Linked DNA regions of Homo sapiens: region 2 is linked to region 1. The links are chromatin loops, found by intact Hi-C in ENCODE. Cell type or tissue: Caco-2. All regions are shown on one strand. Region 1 overlaps KDM4C (lysine demethylase 4C). Region 2 overlaps KDM4C (lysine demethylase 4C).

Evidence for each region. A loop is a pair of places that touch in the nucleus more often than their neighbours do. Peaks named below come from ENCODE experiments on the same cell type or tissue, not always from the same donor. Only the 100,000 strongest peaks of a DNase experiment are listed, where the experiment ranks them.
Region 2: it touches region 1 in a loop (3-fold over the local background); 1 of 110 quality-filtered maps calls a loop at or near these places.

Annotation. Positions count from the first base shown.
Region 1 is chr9:6,765,723-6,769,722 of GRCh38, forward strand. All of the region lies in intron 1 of KDM4C (lysine demethylase 4C), which reads left to right. Among named protein-coding and RNA genes, the nearest start is that of KDM4C, 9.8 kb to the left of the region's middle. RefSeq lists enhancers at 1,069-1,714, 1,715-2,358. In Caco-2, no CTCF peak of the experiment used is centred here; no DNase peak of the experiment used is centred here.
Region 2 is chr9:6,876,002-6,880,001 of GRCh38, forward strand. All of the region lies in intron 5 of KDM4C (lysine demethylase 4C), which reads left to right. Among named protein-coding and RNA genes, the nearest start is that of KDM4C, 120 kb to the left of the region's middle. In Caco-2, no CTCF peak of the experiment used is centred here; a DNase peak (open chromatin) is centred at 1,900.

The DNA.
Region 1 (4,000 bases):
ATAAATATATAAAATTGAAACAAAAGTTTCACAAAACTTTATCAACTATGCTGTACTCTATTTTCTTTTTCTTTTTTTTGCAGGGGGATGGAGTCTTTCTCTGTCACCCAGGCTGGAGTGCAGTGGTGTGATCTCGGCTCACTGCAACCTTCACCTCCTGGGTTCAAGCTATTCCCCTGCCTCAGTCTCCTGAGTAGCTGGGACTACAGGTGTGTGCCACCGCACCAGGCTAATTTTTGTGCTTTTAGTAGAGATGGGGTTTCACCATGTTGGCCAGGCTGGTCACTAACTCCTGACCTCAGGTGATCCGCCCACCTCAGCCTCCCAAAGTGCTGGGATTACAGGCAATAGCCACTGTGCTTGGCAAAGTAAATATTTTAAAATATATGAAAATATATTGTATAGGTTGAGTATTCCTTATCTGAAATACATGAATTTTATATTTTTTTCAGATTTGGGAATATTGCATTTTACTATACATTACAGATGCTATAGTTACAACTGAGCATCTGTAATCTGAGAATTTGAAATCTGAAATGAGCATTTACTTTGAGTGTCATGTTTGCCCTCGAAACTTTCAGATTTTGGAGTATTTCAGATTTTTGGTTTGAGATGCTCAACTTATGTATGATAATCGTACAAAAAGCTATAATTTCAAGTATTGATTTGCTGTTTACTGGGAAGGAATGGGAAAATTTTTGAAATTAGAAATGTCAGACTTAGGACAGTTGGCCCCCTTTAGTGGGGGTCTCGGTGTGGGACATTTTAGTGGAGTTCATAGTCCTGCTTCCATTTTTAGCATTGTACATTTAGAAATATGAACTTTTTCAGTCGACCGAGAGTGTCAGGCATTGGAAGACTAATGTCTTCAGTGTGGTTCCCTAATTAAACTGGCAAGAAGAACTAGAATCTGGATCTGAAATGCTTGTGTCTGCTCATTAGGGCTCTTTCTAGAAAGTCTCGGTCCCTGGGAAAGCACATAAATGATCACATAGTTTTTGGTGACAGGTAGGCAGGCCCCAGCTGATGGGTAGTGCTGAACAGGATTTTTTTTTTTTTTAACCTGCTGGGCTTCCCTGACCCTTGAGCATTCACCTCTGCTTATCAGAACATTCTTCTCTGCCAGTACGTTTTCTCTTGTTGAATAAGGTTAAAGAAGCGATAAATTCCTTCATTTGGCTCCCTTTTTACCTCCATCTTTGCATTTGTTTTTTGTACCAGATGTTTGTTTAAATTCCAGTCCTCAGGACAGGCTTTGTCTGATCATTAGTATATTGTTGATTCTGTTCTGTTCTGAGAGTCCATCAGATACTTTGAATGGTCACAGGCATCCCTTTGAGTGGGTGAACTGAAGTGTTTTTTTTGCAGGTAGTTTATCTCATTTTGTTTTTTATCTATTTAACTTTCTTTTTTGCTTTTTTTTTATTCTTTTTTGAGATGGAGTCTCGCTGTGTCGCCCAGGCTGGAGTGCAGTGGCACGATCTCGGCTCACTGCAAGCTCCGCCTCCTGGGTTCACGCCATTCTCCTGCCTCAGCCTCCCGAGTAGCTGGGACTACAGGCACCCCTCACCTCACGCCCGGCTAATTTTTTTGTGTTTTTAGTGGAGACAGGGTTTCACCACGTTCGGCAGGATGGTCTCGAACTCCTGACCTTGTGATCCGCCTGCCTCAGCCTCCCAAAGTGTTGGGATTACAGGCGTGAGCCACCATGCACGGCCCCCTTTTTTTTTGAGACGGTGTCTTGATCTGTCACCTAGGATGCAGTGCAATGGCATGATCTCGGCTCACTGCAACCTCTGCCTCCCAGGTTCAAGCGATTCTTCTGCCTCAGTCTCCCGAGTAGCTGGGACTACAGGCACCTGCCACCATGCCTGGCTAATTTTTGTGTTTTTAGTACAGATGGGGTTTTGCCGTTTTTAGTAGAGATGGGGTTTTGCCATGTTGTCCAGGCTGGTCTTGAAGTCCTGACCTCAGGTGATGTCCGCTTCAGCCTTCCAAAGTGCTGGGATTACAGGCGTGATCTTCTGTGCTTGGCCATCTGGCCATCTATTTAACTTTCAAAAAGGAATCCTTCCCTAAAATTTGGGCACATAAAGTGATACCTCTCAGTCTATAATATTCAGGCAGCTTTCATTAGCAGGAAGAATCTGGCCCTGAGATAGGTAAAATCATTTTCCTTTTTTTTTTGATAATTTTATTTATTTTTCTAAGTTTGTATTATATATACACACATAATATTTCTTTTAGTATTTTCAAATAGGCAATACAAGGTATGTAACAAGATATAAAATTCAGAAGGTATTAAAGGGTAAAATGTGTACATGGTTCTCACTTTTAGCCTTTAGACAGCTAGTTCCCTTCTGTCTAAAATTCCCTTTTAGGGAATATGAACTTTTTCAGTCGACCGAGAGTGTCAGGCATTGGAAGACTAATGTCTTCAGTGTGGTTCCCTAATTAAACTGGCAAGAAGAACTAGAATCTGGATCTGAAATGCTTGTGTCTTCTCATTAGGGCTCTTTCTAGAAAATCTCGGTCCCTGGGAAAGCACATAAATGATCACATAGTTTTTGGTGACAGATAGGCAGGCCCCAGCTGATGGGTAGTGCTGAACAGGATTTTTTTTTTTTTTTTAACCTGCTGGGCTTCCCTTTTAGGGAATTTTAGAGATATTCTATATAAATTTATGTGTGTGTTTACATTTTTTTACACAAATGGTTGTCTTCATGCTCCCTCACTCCTCAGTAACTCAATGTGTATTTCCTACATTTTTCTCCATAACTGCAGTATATCCATCAAAATCAGGAAATTAACACTGATACATTACTATCATCTAATTTTTAGATTCTTCATATTTCACTATTTGTTATAGTAATTAATGTTCTTCATAGCAAAAGTATCCAGTCCAGAATTGTGCAATATGTATTCTTGTTGTAGGTCTTTTAAGCATCCTTCAATCTCAAATATGGATTTGAGAAGGATTTTCATGATCTTGATTTTTTTTTCCTTGATCTTCATGGTCTTGATTTTCATGATCTTGACACTTTTTGTTTTTCTTTCTTTTTTTTTTAAAGAGGGAGTTTCACTCTGTTGCCCAGGCTGGAGTGCAGTGATGCAATCTCTGCTCACTGCAACCTCCACCTCCCGGGTTCAAGTGATTCTCCTGCCTCAGCCTCCCGAGTAACTGGGACTACAGGTGCCCATCACCATGCCCGGGTAATTTTTGTATTTTTAGTAGAGGCGGGGTTTCACCATGTTGGCCAGGCTGGTCTCGAACTCCTGACCTCAAATGATCCACCCACCTCAGCCTCCCAAAGTGCTGGGATTACAAGCGTGAGCCACTACACCTGGCCTGGAGTTTGTTCATTTTAAAAAAGGAAATTTTCATCAATACTCTTAAGTGAAGCTGGTTTGCAGTTTTCTTGGGTCGTTTTTAAGTTTTGTTACTCATTTTAGGCTTCTTAAGAAAGGATTTCTAAGCTTGCTGTTTTTTTTTTCCATGCAATCTGGAACATCTTAAATAACATGTCATACATTTCTTAAAAATTGATCAGAATTGTTTATCTAGTGGAGAGAAGATTTGTTCCTTATTTAGTGGGCTTTGGTGTGATCTTTTTCCTTTTTTTCTTCTCTTCTCTTTTCTTTTTTGGCAGCTGGAGAGCCTAGCAAAGAGGTCAGTTATATTTGGGATCTGGGTCCGGGATACAAAACTTGGAGTCAGTTCATTGCACCTATTTGCTGTTTGACCTTAGAAAATTTATTTCCATTTCTAAGTCTTGGTTTCATCATTTCTCAAATGGGAATAATCACAGCCTGCTAACTAACATCACAGAGAACTTTTAAGAATGAAAATGAAGTAACATATGTTAAAGCACAGTAAAGAACCAAGCAAATGCAAGACTTTTTTTTATAAGAAGGTTCTTTTTAATAAGACGTCAGTACTCAAAGAGTTGTCAATGAGGATAGATCTCAATATCATGCTACTGAAGGAGTTTGTGTAGAT
Region 2 (4,000 bases), 110 kb after region 1:
GAGAACATAGGGCCTGATCATCAGGCTGCTGGAGAGTTGAGTTTTGGATATTCCGATGGGTTGCAAAAAGGTACTGTGCTTTCCTGGGTTCTTTCAAATTGTAATCAGCCTTTTATGTGCCTGTCTGACCCTTGATGTTAGGATTGTTTGAACTGATACTTTTTGAACATTTTCTCAAGTTTACTGGATGTGGGGGGCAGCAAGTCAGGCTCACCTCATTGCCTTGTAGCCATCATTTACCCTTGATCTTAGCCAAAAGGCCGAGAAGTGATTTAGCCATCTTTTAATAATGAGCTCCTAAATATGACTCAGTTGCTGCATTCCGTGTTGTTCTGTGAGGTAGATGAGGTCTGACAGTGTATAATGAGCTCCTAAATATGACTCAGTCGATCTGTTCCGTGTTGTTCTGTGAGGTAGACTAGGTCTGACCGTGGTGAAGTGGCTTGTGCAATGTCTCTTAGATGGTGCTTTCCAGTTCTTGTTTAACGTGCGTTCCCCTCTACCGAGGAAGCTGGTTGCTGGAAAACACATGAAAATATATGCACCTTGCTGTTTTGTTGTCTTTTCTTTCTTTCTCTCTCTTCTCATGGCATGCTTTGAAACAGATTAGAGTTGTGTTTGGCTTCAAATTGCTGCAGTTGCCCATCAAAGTAGTGCCGTGGTGTAGGGTTAGCAGGGGTGCTGTTGCAGAGAAGTCAGTGAGTCTAGTGTTCAAATGCAATGTGACTGAGTGCCCCTGAAGCCAGGTGCTCACCTTCTTACAGGCAAGGGCTGTCTGTCAGCCTACACACATAGACTGCAGGTTTGAAAGTGCTATGTGAAGCTTTTGTTTAGCATTCTGACTTGGGCCATTGTGGTATTACCGGAAAAAAAAATCTGAAGGAAAAACATAAAAAAGCTTCGCATACACAAATCTATCATCCGACATCAGGGAGGTTGTGGGGAGTCAGGACCAAGCAGAGGTTCTTAGATATGGTAATTAGAAATCACCCCATTCTTTCGTTCATTCATTATAATGTACTACCCTGTCAGAATCAGCTAGGGAGCTTTTTTCAGGGTATGCTGGGTACTTCATCCCTGAGGGATGTATGTTTCTGCTGTCCTTCATTCTCCCAGGTGCCAGTTATTGCTGGTAATTAGAGGTGTTAGTGATTCTGCCTCTGTAATGGTATGGAAACAGGAAAAAGGCTTAGAAAGTGCTAAGCAAGATTTTTTTTGAGATGGAGTCTTGCTCTGTCACCCAGGCTGGAGTGCAGTGGCGCCATCTCAGCTCACTGCAAGCTCCACCTCCTGGCTTCACGCCATTCTTCTGCGTCAGCCTCCCAAGTAGCTGAGACTACAGGCGCCCGCCACCACACCCGGATAATTTTTTGTATTTTTAGTAGAAATGGGGTTTCACCTTGTTAGCCAGGGTGGTCTCGGTCTCCTGACCTCATGATCTGCCCGCCTCGACCTCCCAAAGTGCTGGGATTACAGGCGTGAGCCACCACACCTGGCCTAACAAGATTATTTTTAAGGGCCCTTCCAGCCCTGCAACTTGTATTTAGAGAACAGAATTGTTCTTTGATCCCCTAGGGCTTTATTGACAGAGTGAGATAATTGATTAAAAGAATAGTAGTATCTTTTGAGCAAGATTTTGGGGTTGTCAAGATGGTACATGGAGGCATATTGCTTCTTGACTGCTGAGTGGGGTAGTGCTCTGATTTTATTGTTCATGGCAAGAACAATGATTTGGCTCTTGGTTGAATTTCTAAAACATTAAAATTAGTCTTTCCTAGTTCCTTTGTTATGTGGAAACATTAAAAACAGAAAAATCTGATGGTGACATTCCAGTTTTATTAGCATTATTACTTATCTTCAGACTGTCCTTTGTCAGACCCTCGGGCAGGGTTTTGGGCTCATTCAGGGAACTTTCAAAGTTATTTGTATAGGAAACATTACATAGCTTTGTCATTATTTAAATACTGTGTAACAAAGCATAGCATTGATAACAGAAGAGAGAAGCATGTAAAATATTTCACAGGGATAAGCATGGAGATGAGTGGGTTCACTTTGAGCAAGATAATGACTAAGGCAGGGAAGGAGAGTGACCTCTGCTTGAAGGCATTTTTGCCCAGTTGTGCTTCACTGGATATTACCACAGTATGGCTTTCAGTTTGAGGATTTAGTTCTACTTGGGAAATATTACATGTCTTCCGTGTACGGGGCTGTGATTGGAAGGAAGTTTTCATCCTTTGATTATTTCTGAAGCTATTAAACTATAGCAATAGTTGGTTAACCATAAGAATTTTATTAATAATTAGTTATGATTTTAAAATGAACTTGATATTTATAGAATTTGAAAAGAAATTGAGACACTGTCTTCCATCTAAAAGAAGAAAAGTAGAACTAATTAAATCATTTGGCTAAGATAGGAATAGCTGCACCTGGGAAATACTTGTAGAAAATAATAGGCCAGTAAGCCTACCTAGGAGGAGAGGAATGAGGAGATTGAATTGGTATGATTCAGATCCTAGGAGTAAACTGAGGATCAGAGTAGGAGTAGAGCCATCTTGCCTTACTTTTTCCTCCTTTCTGCAGATAAGGATAGCTAAATTTTCTGTGAGCATATGGTTGAACTTTAGATTGAGGAGCTTTAACTTTACCAATTTTTCAGAAAAATGAATCTGCATATATAAATATCTCCATATCCTACCTTTTTGTTGGCAGGCATATTCATATTACATGTATGTGTGTGTGTGTATGTATGTGTGTGATGAGGAAGGCTGACCCTCTTGTTTGGAAGGGACATACCCCCACACCCACACCCACACCCACACCCACACCCACACCCCTTTTCTGGGTATATTTGTGATGTAAGCCAGGAATTAAGAACTGGTAAGAAGTGGCCATAAATATACATTGGGTGATAGTCATTTAGTTATGCTAAAATTTTGTCTTCCCATTTCGGTTGGAACAATTTCATTAGCAGTGCCTTAAGCAACAGGATATATGATTGAATTTTCTTTTAGTGAATTGCATAGTTATATTGGATCCAATTAAGTTTTGCATATGTTATCAGTAGCATTAAATGAAACCAAGTGTGGTGTTAAGTAAAATTAGTTAAGTTACTTTAGTAAGAAGTAACTTGTACTAAGTATATATTGAGCTAGTAAGTACAGCAAATAGAGGTCTTCAAAAGTATAGTTTATATGTAAAACATGGAATGATTATTCAAATTTATTGTTAATATCCTCATTAAATTTCCTCATTAAAATGCCTTTACAATTTAGTATTTGTATAGGATATTATGAGATTGTTGTTTTAAAATTTCTTAGCAAGTCCATAGTAAAAATAACTATGGAACTAGAAATGAGTATTTCTGTTCTTTAAGGGTGAAAATTTTTTGCTGTAATCAAGATTTTGAAAGTCACATAATTATGAAATAAATAAAACTTTTTTTAAGGCTGATAATCTTTTGCTTATTAAAGTCTGTTTGAAAATTACGGTGTTCTTAGTAAGATTTGGTGGAAATATAAATGTTGGTGTAATAATTTTGTGTTCTGTTCTGCTTGTCAATAAAAATATTTTAAAATTTAGAAAGAGAGCAACCCAGATTTTCTTAAAAACAAAAGCCAAAATCAACCAACCACAAAACGAAAAACATACAACCAAAACAACCCTAGAGTGCTGGGGTGCTATGAGAGCTGGCACAGAGGGTCTCTAGGCTGTGACTAGCTGTCTTGTTGCTGAGCAGTTTACCTGCCTTGGGCCTTTGTTCCCTAATTTGTAAAATGTGGTTGGCATGATGAGTTGTGACATTGAAATTGGTAATTTATAGGCATATTTTTTTTCTGTTCATTGTCTAAGGAATATGACTCTGTGATTGGCTTTCTAATCTCTACTCAGTTCATCTAAGTGGAGTTTGGTGTTGAATTTCTTTTATGTGACATTATTTAGGAATAGATGTCCTTAGGCTACTAGCTGAAAAATTATAAACCTAAAATTTTTACTTATGTTT